4 separate regions of the Homo sapiens genome follow, and all the other regions are linked to region 1. Evidence: chromatin loops called from intact Hi-C (ENCODE). Cell type or tissue: mammary epithelial cell. All regions are shown on one strand. Region 1 overlaps MYO9B (myosin IXB). Region 2 overlaps CCDC194 (coiled-coil domain containing 194). Region 3 overlaps MYO9B (myosin IXB). Region 4 overlaps MYO9B (myosin IXB).

Region 1 (4,000 bases):
CAAGACAAGGACCCCAGGGGTCTTCCCAAGCAGTGGGCAAGCTACCCCTTGCCCCCCATGGCACATTCACCAGGAAATTAAAGCCCCACGTGAGTACCCATACCCTGGGAATCAAAATCTCAAATGTCACCCTCCTGCCCCCGATCTCGTCTGCCCTGGAATGGGATGCAGGAGGTGGCAGACGCCTCCTCGTGGAGATGCTCTGAGCAGTGAGCCCAGGAAGATCCACAGCAAAGCCTTGAGCCTCCCACTGCTGCTGTGCTGCTGTGACTTCACTCGTGAGGAAGCAGCGGTGCCCACCTCGCAGGCAGAAGACCCAGGGCACGGCTGACTGGGGAAGCTCTCAGGTCTCCCACTTCCCCCATAAGCGAGTCCCCAGGCCAGGCAGGCTCCCGTCACAGGCTCGCCTGCTGCCGGCACCTTCACAGACCCCACTGGGCTGTTAATTTGACTTCCATGCTCGTGACTCCTGGCTGAACATCTGAACAGAGGCGAGGGCTATTTCTGTTCTCCTCAGTCTCCCCAAGGGCCAGCTCTGAGCCTGGCTCCCAGCCAATACTTCCTTTTTGCTGAAGGATTTTAAGACCTTCCAGAAACTTCTTTTGTTCAATCACTTGTGACAGCAGTTGGTCCTAAGGTCACTTGGGTCCAAGAGTGTAGTTACTTTTGGATATTCCTTGCCCCTGACCCTGGCAATACTGAGAACAGAGATATACCCCCGCCCCATGCCCTGTTTGTAAACTTCATCCTGCTTCCCCACCAGGCACACGCAGCCTTGTGGACCTGGCCCTCAACACATCCCCTGTAAAATCCCATGGGACCCACTCCGCCCTGGGCTGGGTCCTCGCCTCTTTTTTTTTTTTTTTTTTTTGAGATGGGATCTTACTCTCTTGCCCAGGCTGGAGTGCAGTGGCACAAGATCACGGCTCACTGCAACCTCTGCCTCCTGGGTTCAAGCAATTCTTCTGCCTCAGCCACCCAAGCAGCTGGGATTACAGGTGTGTGCCACTACACCCAGCTAATTTTTGTATTTTTAGTAGAGACTGGGTTTCATCATGTTGGCCAGGCTGGTCTCAAACTCCTGACCTTAGGTGATCCTCCCACCTCGGCCTCCCAAAGTGCTGGGATTACAGGCGTAAGCCACTGCACCAGGCCTCTCACCTCTCTTTAGTCACCCCTGAATGTATGAGTGTGAGATCTGGAAAACAGGGAGCGTCCAAAATTGATGTGGCCAACCAACCTGCTCACCCTTAAAGTGTTTATTTAAAGGAGTGAGAAGAGACAAAATGGACCTATTCTCTATTGACACGATCATTTCCCTCCAGGTTCCTATATTATCTAAAAATGTAAGTTGAGGCCGGGCACGGTGGCTCACATCTGTTATCCCAGCACTTTGGGAGTCCGAGCGGGCTGATCACCTGATGTCAGGAGTTTAAGACCAGCCTGGTCAACACAATGAAAGCCCATCTCTACTAAAAATACAAAAAGTAGCTGGGCGTGGTGGCGCACGCCTGTAGTCCCAGCTACTCGGGAGGCTGAGGCAGGAGAATCACTTGAACCTGGGAGACAGAGGTTGCAGTGAGCTGAGATCGCGTCACTGCACCCCAGCCTGGGTGACAGAGTGAGACTCTGCCCCCGCCCCCAAAATAAATAAACAAATAAATAAAAATGTAATTTGAATTTGTCCTTTTCTCAGTATTATGGGCTGAGCTGTGTCCACCACTCCCCTCCACAAAGAAATATTCACATATTGAAATCCTAAACCTCAGAACTTCAGAGTATGAGTATATTTGGGATTTTTTTTTTTTTTAAGAGATGGGGGTGTCGTTCTGTCACCCAGGCTGGAATGCAGTGCCATGATCATAGCTCACTGTAGCCTCAAACTCCCAGGCTCAAGCGATCTGTCTGTCTCAGCTTCTTAAAGTGCTGGGACCACAGGCATTCACCATCATGTCTAGCTAATTTTAGTATTTTTTTGTAGAGATGGGATCTTGCTATGTTGTCCAGGCTGGTCTTAAACTCCTGGCCTCAAGTGATCCTCCTGCCTCAGCCTCCCAAAGGGCTGAGATTACAGGCGTGTGCCACCAAGCCTCGCCTAGAGACAGGGTCTTTATGGGGATGATTCAGTTAAAATGATGTCATTAGGGTGGGCCCCCTTCCATATGACTGCTGTCCTCATAAGAGGAAATTTGGACACAGAGACAGGCACAGAGGGAGGACGATGTGAAGACCCAGGGGAAGACGGCTATGTATGAGCCAACAGAGAGAGGCGTGGAACAGATTCTCACAGCCCTCCGAAGGCACGAACCCTGCCAACACCTTGATCTTGAATGTGATCTTAAACGTCTGGCCTCTAGAACTGCAAGCCAATATACTTCTGTCGTTCTGGCCACCCAGCGTGCGGTTCTGTTACAGCAGCCCTAGCAAACTCAGGCACCCAGCAACAACAGTCATGAAACACCCCTAGCGGGGCTCCTTCTCTTGCACATACAGCCCTGTGCAGCAGGGCAGAGATGGGTTTTAAACAAGTGAGTCAGACAAGGATATCTTATTCATCACTCCGACGAACCCATGGGCTGAACCCTTGAATCACTACTTTATTTATCATCGGGCTCGGGCTCAGAAAGTCTCGCTGAGGAAATGAGTAGAACCCAAACTCGTCAGCTGCATTTCTGAAACATGCCTAATCTCTGAGGCTCTTTCCCAGCCACGATAGAAATTGAAAGGGAACGGGGCTCTGGGCTGCGGCGGTGGGCTGGTGTGGAGACAGAGCCCTTTGTTCTGCCACTCCAGGGACCACGAGGGCAGAAGAGAAGGGCTTGTCTTGCTTTGCCGAGAGGCCGCCTGGGGCCGTCTGAATGGCCGGCCGAGCAGGGGCAGCCTGGCACAGCTGGGCTGGGGATGCCGGGCACACAAAGGGCTGGTGGGTGGGGTGTGGGGGCAGCACCCAGAAGGGACCGTCAGTCCCGTGGCCCCAGAGCGTCTCCTCCAATCAAGGTAAAGCAGCAAAGTCACGGTCAAGGAGGGGGCCAAGCAGGGAAGGGGACAGCAAGATGGACCAAGAACAAAAATTCAGCAGTATGTGCTTGGGAACGGGCGGGCGAAAGGGCCCATGGAAGAGATAATGCAGCTTACAAAAGCGACGTTTATCCGGGGCAACCTCCAAAGTAGCTCTTGGGAGAGAATCTAATACCTCTAATCTCAGAAGAAAAGCAACAGATCATTCTAAGACGAGGACAGTTCCTCCAGAAATCCAGGTCAGTCACAAGACAAAGAAAAGACAAGGGCACCCGCTGTCCACCCTCGGGCACGTTGCCTACCCTCCCACAGTCCGTTCCTAACGGTTCCTCCTTTTTATCAAGACCCGCTCCCTCCTGATTAAGAACTGACTGGATGGCAGGATTCAGTTCCTGGTCTCTGCCCCTGTTCCCACTCTTAGTGGCAGTTCCTCAGGGGCTCCACAAACACCAAGGACCCACCAAGGCAATGATGGGCCCTAGAGGGGAACCAGGTTTTACTAATGAGCATCACATTTCACCTGGCGGGGGAGGTGATTCTGCCCCCAGGGGACACGTGGCCATGGCTGGAGTCATTTTCAGTTGTTACCCCTTGGAGGGGATGGAATACTACTGGCATCTCATGGGTGACAGCCAGGGACACTATTCCACATTCTACAGTGCACAGCCCCAACTGTCAATGGTGATGCGGGTGAGAAACGGCCCTGGAGATTTGGGTTTCCCCAGTTAAAGGTTACTAAGGATCCTGCATGTTTCTAGAAAGCTCAAGGAACCATCTCTGAAGTCATCACCTGCCTGGGCCTGTTTCTGTATCAGGAAGATAAGAACAAGGACCCTCGCACTGCCGGTTGGCAGAATGAGAGAGCTGGGATGCCCTGTACAGGCCGGGCTTCAAAGGTATCTGCTTGTGCAATCCCTTCCACCCGGAGTGGTTTAACACGTGGTATCTTTCCAGGTTTGACCTGGGGCCAGCCACTACTTCC
Region 2 (4,000 bases), 310 kb before region 1:
AAGATATGTTAATGTGAAAAGCAGGAGATTGATAAGTTGTGTACTTTCTTTCTTTCTTTCTTTTTTTTTCTTTTTGAGATAGAGTCTTGCTTTTGTTGCCCAGGCTGGAGTGCAATGGCGCAGTCTCAGCTCACTGCAACCTCCGCCTCTCGGGTTCAAACGATTCTCTTGCCTCAGCCTCGAGTAACTGGAATTACAGGCGCCCATCACCAGACTCAGCTAGTTTTTTGTGTTTTTTAGTAAAGACGGGGTTTCACCATGTTGGCCAGGCTGGTCTCGAATTGCTAACCTCGGGTGATCCACCCTCCTTGGCCTCCCAAAGTGCTGGGATTACAGGCCTGAGCCGCTGTGCCCGGCCCCCGTTTTTGTGTGTGTGTGTGTGTGTAGGGCTTGGGGAGGGGACTTTTATCCAAATATCTCTGAAGGAGATGCTGGTCACAGCCTCCACCTCTGGGGAGCGAACCAGGGGTCTGGGAATCGGTGGGGGACATACTTGCACATTTCTCTATGTACCTTTTGTAAAAATTGCATTTTTAAAAACCATGCACATGTGTCACTTATTACAAATTAAAAATTAAAAATTGTTTTTAAAAATGTCTGGGCTGAGTGTGGTGGTGGCTCGTGTCTATAATCCCAGCACATTGGGAGGCTGAAGCAGGAGGATCACTTGAGCCCAGGAGTTGGAGAACAGCCTGAGCAATGTAAGGAGACCACCATCTTTACAAAAAGTTTAAAAATTAGCCAGGCGTGGTGGTGCGCACCTGTAGTCCCAGCTACTTGGGAGGCTGAGGCAGGAGAATCGCTTGAACCCTGGGGGTAGAGGTTGCAGTAAGCCAAGATCACTCCATTGCACTCCAGCCTGGGCGACAGAGTGAGACCCTGTCTCAAAAACTAAATGAATAGGCTGGGCACGGTGGCTCACACCTGTAATCCCAGCACTTTGGGAGTCCGAGGCAGGTGGATCATCTGAGGTCAAGAGTTCAAGACCAGCCTGGCCAACATGGTGAAACCCCATCTCTACTAAAAATACAAAAATTAGCAGGGCGAGGTGGTGGGCGTCTGTAATCCCAGCTACTTGGGAGGCTGAGGCAGGAGAATCGCTTGAATCTGGGAGGCAGAGGTTGTAGTGAGCCCAGATTGCACCACTGCACTCCAGCCTGGGCAACAGAGCGAGACTCCATTTCAAAAAAATAAATAAGTAAATACAAATAACAATTAGCCGGGCGTGGTGGTGCACACCTGTAGTCCCAGCTACACGGGAGGCTGTGCCAGGAGAATCGCTTGAACCCTGGAGGTGGAGGTTGCAGTGAGCTGAGATCGTAGCCACTGCACTCCAGTCTGGGTGACAGAGTGAGACCTGTTACTCAAAAACTAAGTACATAAAAATAAATTTAAAAAATTCCTAAGAGGCCGGTGTAGAGAGGGGATTGGAAGCTCTTGGAACTCTGACACCACCCCCTTTAGCCAGTCCTGCTCACGATCCTCCCATCCACCTGGGGTTTGTAGGTGCCTGATCAGGACCTTCACCTGAGAGGGGGCTCATCTGGAGGCTCTGCCTATGGGGAAAATGAGGCTGCGGGAAGGGGAGATCTAGCTGTTGTGTTCCGCCAACGGCCACCAGGGGCCGCCCCAGCCAGCAGATCCAGTTGCAGCCTCCTGAGGGCCCAGAGTTTGAGAGTCGGACAGGGTGGGTCTGAGACCACCTCCCCCGGCCCTGGCGTCAATCCAGAAGCCAGCAGGAAACGGTTCCTCCTTCTGGAGTCAGCCAGAGCTGGAAGCCTGGAGACTGGCCTCGCCCCAGCCAGGACCCCAGGGACGCAAGACCCCCTCACCACGGCGCTGTGTGGTCCAAGAACTGGCCCGTGTAAAGGGCAGGGCACAGGGCTGTCCATGGGAACTAAGTCATTGTCACCATTATGCATTTATTTCCACTGCTGGCTCCATCTTGACCATACCCGAGGGACCACTGAACATCAGTTCTGAGCCAGCCGTGGTGGCTCACTCCTGTAATCCCAACACTTTGGGAGGCCAAGGCGCACTGATCACTTGGGATCAGGAGTTCGAGACCAGCCCGGCCAACATGGTGAAACCCCATCTCTACTAAAAATACAAAAAAATAGCTGGGTGTGGTCATGGGCATCTGTAAACCCAGCTATTCCGGAGGCTGAGGCAGGAGAATTGCTTGAACCCGGGAAGCAGAGGTTGCAGTGAGCCGAGATCGCGCCACTGCACTCCAGCCTGAGCGACAGAGCGAGACTCCGTCTCCAAAAAAAAAAAAAATCAGTTCTGGGGATGGAGGGTGATAGGGAGCCATGGCAGATGTGTAAGTAGGAGGGGCACAGGCAGAACTAGTGTCAAAGAATTTTGGGAAGCGGGGAATTTGAGGCTGGAGGCTTTGAACCCCAGGGAAGTCATAAGACAAGAGTCGGTGAGTATTCGAGGTGACTTGAGGAGGGTAGGCTGAGAACTTGGTCTGCACTGAGGCTCCCTGGATGCCCAGAGAGGCAAACAGCACTTCTCAGTGAGACCTGCCTCCCACCCTACAGAGCCAGCCACTGAGCTGTCCTTGTTCTGTCTCCCTGCCTCCACCTGTCTAATGATCCCTCTTGGTCTCTGTTGATCATCTCTCTCTTTCTTTCTTTTTTTTTTGAGATGGAGTTTCGCTCTTTTTGCCTAGGCTAGAGTGCAATGGTGCGATTTTGGCTCACTGCAACCTCCGCCCCCTCAGTTTAAGTGATTCTCCTGCCTCAGCCTCCTGAGTAGCTGGGATTACAGGTGCGCATAACCACAGCCAGCAAATTTTTTTTTTTTTTTTTTTTTTTTTAGTAGAGACAGGATTTCACCATGTTGGCCAGGCTGGTCTTGAACCCCTGACCTCAGGTGATCCACCTGCCTTGGCCTCCCAAAGTGTTGGGATTATGGGCCTGAGCCACCGCACCCAGCCTTTTTTTTTTTTTTTTTTTTTTTTGAGACGGAATCTTGCTCTGTTCCCCAGGCTGGAGTGCAGTGGCGTGATCTCGGCTCACGGCAACCTCCACCTCCCTGGTTCAAATGATTCTCCTGCCTCACCTTCCCAAGTAGCTGGAATTACAGGCACGTGCCACTACACTGGGCTAATTTTTTTTTTTTTTTTTTTTGAGACGGAGTCTCGCTCTGTCGCCAGGCTGGAGTGCAGTGGCGTGGTCTCGGCTCACTGCAACCTCCGCCTCCTGGGTTCAAGTGATTCTCCTGCCTCAGCCTCCCAAGTAGACTCCCAAGGGATTACAGGCACGTGCCACCACACCTAGCTAATTTTTGTATTTTTTTTAGTAGAGATGGGGTTTCGCCATGTTGGCCAGGCTGGTCTTGAACTCCTGACCTCATGATCCGCCCGCCTCGGCCTCCAAGTGCTGGGATTACAGGTGTGAGCCACTGCGCCTGGCCAATATTTTTATTTTTAGTGGAGACAGGGTTTCACCATGTTGGGCCAGGCTGGTTTCGAACTCCTGACCTCAGGTGATTCACCTGCATCGGCCTCCCAAAGTGCTGGGATTACAGGCGTGAGCAACAGCACCCGCCCTCTGCTGGTCATCTCTTTAAGTGTCTTTCTGTCTCTGGTTATCTCTGTCTGTCTACCCCTGTCTCCAGGGCACCATCCTGGGTAATCCCTATCCGTGGCCACACTGGACCTCCCCTCCCATAGCTGGAGGGACAGGGGTAGGGGACAAAAATGGAAAGCCCACAGTGGCCTTGGCAGGAGGGGACATGGGCTAGTTGCAACCTGACCTTTCCAGCCCTCCAGTCACAGGCAAGGAAGTAGGTCCCTGTTTTTCTTTTTATTTATTTATTTATTTATGACACCGAGTTTCACTGTTGTTGCCCAGGCTGGAGTGCAATGGCGCAGTCTCAGCTCACTGCAACCTCCACCTCCCGGGTTTAAGCGATTCTTCTGCCTCAGCCTCCCCAGTGCTGGGATTACAGGCATGCGCCAGGACACTTGGCTAGTTTTGTATTTTTAGTA
Region 3 (4,000 bases), 55 kb before region 1:
TAAAAAAAAAGGATCTGACCATGGGAGGCCCAGATACTCCCTTGGAGAAGGCTCCATTCAGCTGCAAAGCCTCGGGCAGAGCTTGAAGCCCGGACAGTTGCTGTGGCTGGACCCATGTGCGGGTCACACTACTCAAGGAGCTGGCTGTTTGGGTCATGGGACAAGGAAACAGGGAGGAGCTCAAGATCATGGGGCACGGAGCCAAGCAGGAAGGTGATAAGGAGGGGGCCCCAGAGAGAGATGACCTGGTCCTCTACAGAGAAGGGGGTCTGGGAAGTAGCCGGGTGCTTTTGGTGGGGGCGGACTGGGTCACCACATGAGCCTTGCTCACCTCTTGTTGTTGTTGTTGTTGTTTGAGACAGGGAGACAGGGTCTCACTCTGTCGCCCAGACTGGAGTTTAAGTGGTGCGACCATAGCTCACTGCAGCCTCAACCTCAACCCCCAGGCTCAGGCGATCCTCCCATTTCTGTCTCTTAAGGAGCTGAGACCACAGGTATGTATCACCGCACCTGGCTTTTTTTTTTTTTTTTTTGAGACAGTTTGCTCTTGTTGCCCAGGCTGGAGTGCAATGGCACAATCTTGGCTCACTGCAACTTCTGCCTCCTGGGTTCAAGCAATTCTCCTGCCTCAGCCTCCCGAGTAGCTGGGATTATAGGCACGCGCCATCACCCCGGCTAATTTTGTATTTTAAGTAGAGACGGGGTTTCTCCATGTTGGTCAGGCTGGTCTTGAACTTCTGACCTCAGGTGATCTGCCCGCCTCGGCTTCCCAAAGTGCTGGGATTACAGGCGTGAGCCTCTGTGCCTGGCCTAATTTTAAAAATTATTTTTGTCGACACGAATCTTACTGTGTTACCCAGGTTGGTCTGGGGCTCCTGGACTCAAGCAATCCTTCCATCTCAGCCTCCCAAAGTGCTGAGATTACAGGTGTGAGCCACTGGGCCCGGTCTGACCTGTTGAACTTTGAAACAGTCTCTGGAGGGTCTGATGAAACCCAGGGGGCTGGTCGGTGGGCGGGAACCACCAAGGGCTCTGCTGGTGAAGTTGACTTTCCTGGGTGCCTATGGGACTTTTTGAGGGTGAACCATCCTGTGTGATGGGGGCGTCCTGTGCACTACACGGTGTTGAACAGCGTCCCTGGCCTCCACCTACCCGATGCCATCTGGGATAACCAAAGAATGTCCCCAGAGATCGGCAAATCACCCCGGCTGCGGAGCATTGATGTACACAGACAGAAATAAAAGGGGTTGCAGGGCTGGGTAGTCGGGGCTCACTGGTCCCTTTGTCCCTTCCATAGGTTCCCATATGTGCTGCATTCTAGGTGCTGAGGGGTCCCTGCGGTCTTTCTAGGTTTCATTTCCAGCTCTCCAGAGGGTAGCTGGAGAACTGTTTTTTGTTGTTATTTGGAGTGAAACCCCCAGTCTCGAGGCACTGACTCGTCTCCTTGGATGCTCACGGGACCCTGCAGGGCCATAGTCTGGAGCTCACGCAGGAAATCAGCTTCAGCCTGGGGCCCGGTGCCTGGGCCTAGGCCCTCCTCCTTGCTCCCTGCCTGACAGCACGAAGCCCAGCCTCACCTATGTGGTCCCACGACCAGACTCTCCTCCCCAGTCACCCTCAATTCAAAGAGATCTGTCAGGGAAACCCTAAAATAACGTCCCAGGAAGGGGCTCAGAAAGCTTCCCTGCTTAACTATGAGCAGATGGCAAAGGGATGCCTGTCCTCAGGGGTGGGGTGGGGGGGACAGTCCTGTTGGTGGCCCTGGGGTGTCTGCAGCAGGAAACGGGTCTCTCTCTGAGTCAGGGTCCCCGTAGTACCTTGGTGTAAAGCCTGGTCTGTGGCAGAGGTGCCCCAGAAATGTACATTTGTACCTTAAAGAGCCACAGTGCTCACTTTAAACCCAGGGGACAAGTCTCTGCAGTGACTTCTAATATCACAGCCAGGCCTGGTGTCTTGGGAACGTAACACAGGGAACGCCTTGGGATATGAGGGGCCCCTCCCACCACCATGGCTGCCCAAGGGCTGGCTTTCTGGTTCTGCGATTACCCGATTACCCCGTGCACCAATTATCCATGCATAGAGGCTGCTCCCAGGCCCGGTGACCTCACGCGTCTGGTATGCGGTCTCAGCACACTGCGACTTTTCAAAGCCCATCTAAAAATATCCGGTTGGTGCTATTATACATCCGAGGGGGAAGTGCGGCCCAGCGCTCGCAGCGAGGGGTGCTATTGTGTTGCTGCTTGGCTGGGCTGGCCGGGGGCTCGCACGGTCTCAAAGCACAAGGGTGGCTGGTGTGCCTGGAGTATCATGTGGGGTCCAGGGTGGACAGAAGGGAGGAAGTGGGACCCCGGTGTCAACAACTATGCGATATAATCTGGCACACGCACCGGGAAGGCGGATGCCATGGTCCCCCCAGGCTATAAAACCCACAGCGCTGGACTCACTCAAAACCAAAAAACGCCTCTCCTTTAACAGAAACACATTTTTTTTTCTTTTATAATATAAAAAACATGTTTCTAATATAAGTTGTAAACTTTGGAAAAAAATTATTATCTCACTAGGTCTAGCAATCCCACTTCTGGGTATATATCCAAAGGAAATGACATCAGTACGTGGAAGAAATGCTTGCATTCTCACGTTCATTTCAGCACTAATCACAATAGCCAAGACGTGTGCATCAACAGATGAATGAATAGGCTGGGTTCAGTGGCTCACTCCTGTAATCCTAGCACTTTGGGAGGCCGGGGTGGGCAGATCACTTGAGGTCAGGAGTTCGAGACCAGCCTGGCCAACATGGCGAAACCCCGTCTCTACTAAAAATACAAAAATTAGCCGGGTGTGGTGGTGCATGCCTGTAATCCCAACTACCTGGGAGGCTGAGGCAGGAGAATCGTCTGAACCCAGGAGGTGGAGGTTGCAGTGAGCCGAGATCGTGCTACTGCACTCCGACCTGAGCAACAAAGCAAGACTCCGTCTCGAAAAAAAACAAAAAACCCCACAGATGAATGGATAAAGAAACTGTGGTTTATATACACTATGGAATAGTATTTGGCCATAAAAAAGGAGATCCTGGCTGAGCATGGTGGCTCACACCTGTAATTCCAGCACTTTGGGAGGCCAAGGTGGGCAGATCACTTGAGGTCAGTTCGACACCAACCTGGTTAACGTGGTAAAATCTCATCTCTACTAGAACAGAAAAATCAGCTGGGCATGTTGGTGGGCTCCTATAATCCCAGCTACAGGGGAGGCTGAGACACGAAAATCGCTTGAAACCGAGAGGCAGAGGTTGCACTGAGCTGAGATCGCACCACTGCACTCTGGCCTGGGTGACAGAGCGAGAGTCTGTCTCAAAAAAAAAAAAAAAAAAAAAAAAAAAACAAACAAAACGAAAAAAAAAACAAAGAGATCCTGTCATTTGCAACAACATGGATGAAGCTGAGGGATACTATGTTAATAAGCCAGGCACAGAAAGGCAAATACTGCATGATCTCACTCGTGTAGAATTTTTAAAAGTTGAACTCATAGTGGGAAAGGGGAGGAAGGGAGTGAGGGTTGAAAAGTTACCTATTGGATACAGTGTTCACTATTTGAGTGATGGGTATTTTAGAAGCCCAACCCTAACCATTACCCAATATATCCCTGTAACAAACTACACATGTACCCCCAGTCCAAAAAAAAACTCACAGAAGTAGAAAGCAGGCCAGGCATGGTGGCTCACGCCTGTAATCCCAGCACTTTGGGAGGCCGAGGCGGGCAGATCATGAGGTCAGGAGATCGAGATCATCCTGGCTAACACGGTGAAACCCCGTCTCTACTAAAAATACAAAAAAATTAGCCGGGCGTGGTGGCGGGTGCCTATAGTCTCAGCTACTCGGGAGGCTGAGGCAGGAGAATGGTGTGAACCTGGGAGGCGGAGCTTGCAGTGAGCCGAGATGGTGCCACTGCACTCCAGCCTGGGTGACAGAGCGAGACCTCCGCCTCAGAAAAAAAAGAAGTAGGA
Region 4 (4,000 bases), 92 kb before region 1:
CCAAAGTGCTGGGATTTCAGGCTTGAGCCACTGCACCTGGCAGACCGATCTTAAAAAGCAGCTCATTGGCCAGGCGTGGTGGCTCACGCCTGTAATCCCAGCACTCTGGGAGGCCGAGCCAGACGGATCGTGAGGTCAGGAGATCGAGACCATCCTGGCTAACATGGTGAAACCCTATCTCTACTAAAAAATACAAAACAATTAGCCAGGCGTGGTGGCGGGTGCCTGTAGTCGCAGCTACTTAGGAGGCTGAGGCAGGAGAATGGCGTGAACCCGGGAGGCGGGGCCTGCAGTAGCCGAGATCGCGCCACTGCACTCCAGCCTGGGCGACAGAGCAAGACTCCGTCTCAAAAAAAAAAAAAAAAAAAAAAAAAAGCAGCTCATCACTCAAGTTTGGGGCAAAGTTGGGTGGGTAACTGTGAAGTTTTGGATCCCCAAAACAGAGCACTATTTCCTATTTCTCAGGAAAGCTTTATCCTTCCTCCTTTTCATGAAGCCCCTTCCGGAGACAGAAGCCACAGCTGATAACTGAAACTGAAGCTGAGGACGGAAGGTTGGAGCCCTTAGACCTGGGTGAGCCACTCAACCATGCAGGCCTCAGGTTGCCTCTGGGAAAAATGAGGACATAGCTTTCTGCCATCCTTCTATCAGCAACTCTATAGGGCTGGCCCAAGTCTTGAGTGGATCAGGCACACCCCCTGCCTCAAACCATCTCTGTCTAGGACGGGGGAACAGAAATGTCCCTTTGAGGCTGGGTTCCCAGTAGAGAATGCTCAGTTAAGAGAAGAGGCTGGGGCTGGGCATGGTGACTCACACCTGCAATCCCAGCATTTCATGAGTCAGAGGCGGGCGGATCACTTGAGGTCAGGAGTTCGAGACCAGCCTGGCCAACAGGGCGAAACCCCGTCTCTACTAAAAATACAAAAATTAGCCTATGTGGTGGCGGTAACCTGTAGTCCCAGCTACTTGGGAGGGTGAAGCAGGAGAATCGCTTGAACCCAAGAGGCAGAGGTTGCAGTGAGCCGAGATTGCGTCATTACACTAGAGCCTGGGCAAGAGAGAGAGAGAGAGAGACCCTGTCTCTAAAAAAAAAAAAAAAAAAAAAGAGCAAGACAGAGAGAGAGAAACAAGAGGCAAAACACTAGGAAGAGCTACATTATCACAATCAGCAAACTCCCAGGGCCAGTGGGATCAGAGGGCATCATTTGCAAAGGAGACGCCTGATGGAGTTGCTGATAGCATGCCCTGAGGTTAAATTACACACGCAGGTCGAGTTTCTGTTCAGGGTGACAGGAACACTTCAGGTAGACAGGTGGCGTTTGCACAACATAATGAATGTACTAAATGCCACTGAAGTGTTCACTTTAAGATGAACTCAGGATGTGCCCCCCTCTCGACAGTGACGCTTTTGTGGGTTCACGCCCCAGCTCCCACCTGCAGCCTTTTCGGCCCTCTCGGCCCGCAGGCGTCCGGCCTCCCGAAGCACTGCCATGGCCCGGATAGCAGCCCGGAGCACGGCCCAGCGGAACACGGCCACGGGGTCCATGCCGATGAGCTCCCGCACGTAGGAGCTGTCACTGCCCCGCAGCAGGGCCACGATGTCTGGCCGCATGTAGTCCATGTTCTTCTCCCGGAAGTCCTGGTGGGGGATGGATGTGGGCGGTCACTCGGGGATAGTCACTCACCGGCGCCTACCAAAGACCCCGGGCTGGCGCAGGAAGGGCTGACGGTGGGGTGGGGCCCATCCTAAGTGCAAATGGCAGTTCTTGAACTATGGCGCCTTGGACATTGGAGCCGGGGATTCGCGGTGGGTTCTGAGCACCCTGGAACCTCGCCCACAGGAGGATCCTCCCACATGGGCTTCTGGGCTGACTGTGGCTTCCCTCAGGCTTCCACCAGTGGTGATGGGCAGACACCTACCTTGATCTGATATTTCACCTTCCCTGCGAAGTGCTGGATGATGAAAGCTGGCTCCATGACCGGGGTGCCCAGGAAGTACTTATTGTCCTCATGTTGCTGTTTGAACTTGGCCAGCAGGGTCTGGCTCGTGGCGTGGGGGAAGCTGGGAACAGAACATGGAACCTTTGCAGGCATGAACAGCGGCTGATTTACCTGCTGTGTATTTTATCTTGCAGACCCCTGGTGCACGAGGTGGGTGGGTGCATGGGGTGGGCAGAGCAGTGAAGTGGCACAGGGCTCTGTGCACAGAGGGGTGGGTGAAGGAGTGAAGAAAGGAAGGAATGACAGTGCGCCTGCCTGCCTCATGCCGAACATGCTGGCAGAGGGCTGGGACGCTGCTATCTGGGTGTGCCTGCCTGCCTCATGCTGAACACGCTGGTGGAGGGCTGGGACTCTGCTCTCTGCGTCAGCTGGCATAGCTGCAGCCTGGTACAAGGAGGCTGAGGGTGAAGTGACGCTCTCAAGGCTTCAGGATTTTTAAAACAGAAAAATATTTGTTTCTTTGGAGACAGGGTCTCACTCTGTTGCCCAGGCTATAGTGTAGTGGTACGATCACAGCTCACTGTGGCCTTGACCTCCTGGGCTCAAGGGATCTTCCTGCCTCAGCTTCCTGAGTAGCTGGGACTATAGTACAATGTTTTTCTTTTTCTTAAGAGAAGGGGACTTGCTATGTTACCCAGGCTGGTCTTGAACTCCTGGCCTCAAGTGATCCTCCTGCCTCAGCCTCCCAAACGACTAGGATTATAGGCGTGAGCCACCGCGCCCAGCCAGGGCTGCAGAATTAACATTGAGTAGCCCAGTGCCTGAGTCTGGGTGGCTCACTCTCTTCGACCCCACATGGCTGTTTTCTAGGGGGCTTGGAGAGAGGTCGCTGACCAGGCTTGGTGGCGTCTGCAAAGTCTGTCCCCTGGGAGGTCTGGATCTGTTACCCATCGTAGGCAGCTCCTAAGAATAATCCTGGGCCTGGGTGACTTCTGGTCTTGGAGCCATTTGTACCTCAATGCCATACCTTGGACAGGGGGTCCTTCTCCTGCTCCACAGTTGGAAGAAGAGGCTAGGAGAGGAGGATGAAGCAGGGCTCTGTTGTGCTCCGGGGAGGGGGAGATTGTGGGGGCAGAATAAGGGACTCCTTGTACCTGACTGAGTCTGCCTCCCAGGAGGGAAATGATGTTGTTGGTTTGGCAAATGCTGCCTGAGCCCGGCCCCACTTTTGAAAATACAGGCAGCGGAACGCATGCCCAGATCCCAACATCGGGGGCTCCGCGTTAACGGGGCCAAGGAGGGGAGAGTCTATAGCTATGAAACATATCATTTCCAGGACTGTAAAGAGGGTATGGAGTGTAAGGCATCTGCCTTGAGTGTCCCCCAAAACCCTCAGTCATTGAGATAGGTAATATTTTAGCACAGTATTTCAGAAAATCTAAATCAATGTGCAAAAAGAAAAAAAAAATTCCATGATGAGCAAAAATAGCAAGATTTTAAAGAGACTCGAGCCTGCTGGGCCAGGCCTTGCCTCACGGGCTTCCCCTGATCTGACCCTGGGAGTTTCCTGGTTGTGATGACGTAGCTCCTCCTACTGCCGTCTCTACTTTTTTTTTTTTTTTTTTAATTTTTAGAGCTGGGGTCTTGCTCTGTTGCCCAGGCTAGAATGCAATGGTACAATCACAACTCACTGTAGCCTTGACTCTCTGGGCTCAAGTGATCCTCCTGCCTCAGCCTCCTGAGTAGCTGGGACTATAGGTGCATGCCACTGTGCCCAGCTAGTTTTTTTTTTTTTTTTTTTTTTTTTTTGTAGAGATGGGGTCTCACTATGGTGCCCAGGCTGGTCTTTAACTCCTGGTCTCAAATGATCCTCCACCTCGGCCTCCCAAAGTGTTGGAATTACAGGTGGGAGCCACCGCACCTGGCACAAATGCTCTTATCTGAACATTCTCTACCTGGACCCCAGCCTCAGAGGGATGTGTCTGTCTCCCTGACCTGGACAGGGACTAGGTTTGAGGCAGGGGATGTGCCTCATTCATTTGAGTCTCTGGCCAGCCCC

The links. Hi-C counts contacts between places; a loop is a spot of excess contacts. Peaks named below come from ENCODE experiments on the same cell type or tissue, not always from the same donor. Only the 100,000 strongest peaks of a DNase experiment are listed, where the experiment ranks them.
Region 2: it touches region 1 in a loop (5-fold over the local background); 9 of 110 quality-filtered maps call a loop at or near these places.
Region 3: it touches region 1 in a loop (6-fold over the local background); 80 of 110 quality-filtered maps call a loop at or near these places.
Region 4: a loop joins it to region 1, with 4 times the contacts of the local background. A loop is called at or near these places in 4 of 110 quality-filtered maps.

The regions. Positions count from the first base shown.
Region 1 is chr19:17,078,682-17,082,681 of GRCh38, reverse strand. The region is part of intron 1 of MYO9B (myosin IXB); the gene reads right to left. Among named protein-coding and RNA genes, the nearest start is that of MYO9B, 4.9 kb to the right of the region's middle. RefSeq lists enhancers at 300-849, 2,386-2,923 and a silencer at 2,936-3,035. In mammary epithelial cell, a CTCF peak has its summit at 2,435; a DNase peak (open chromatin) is centred at 2,541; H3K4me3 peaks cover 718 bases; H3K27ac peaks cover 2,204 bases.
Region 2 is chr19:17,383,794-17,387,793 of GRCh38, reverse strand. It overlaps CCDC194 (coiled-coil domain containing 194), which reads left to right. Exons shown (of 4, transcript NM_001395222.1): 4 at 1-598. Among named protein-coding and RNA genes, the nearest start is that of CCDC194, 8.4 kb to the left of the region's middle. In mammary epithelial cell, CTCF peaks have their summits at 1,624 (motif pointing right) and 3,578 (motif pointing left); no DNase peak of the experiment used is centred here.
Region 3 is chr19:17,133,759-17,137,758 of GRCh38, reverse strand. All of the region lies in intron 2 of MYO9B (myosin IXB), which reads right to left. Among named protein-coding and RNA genes, the nearest start is that of SNORA118, 44 kb to the right of the region's middle. RefSeq lists enhancers at 1,549-2,158, 2,159-2,767, 2,768-3,377. In mammary epithelial cell, no CTCF peak of the experiment used is centred here; a DNase peak (open chromatin) is centred at 2,098; H3K4me3 peaks cover 495 bases; H3K27ac peaks cover 1,662 bases.
Region 4 is chr19:17,170,398-17,174,397 of GRCh38, reverse strand. MYO9B (myosin IXB) reads right to left here. Exons shown (of 40, transcript NM_004145.4): 12 at 1,921-2,062; 13 at 1,435-1,639. Among named protein-coding and RNA genes, the nearest start is that of USE1, 43 kb to the left of the region's middle. In mammary epithelial cell, no CTCF peak of the experiment used is centred here; no DNase peak of the experiment used is centred here.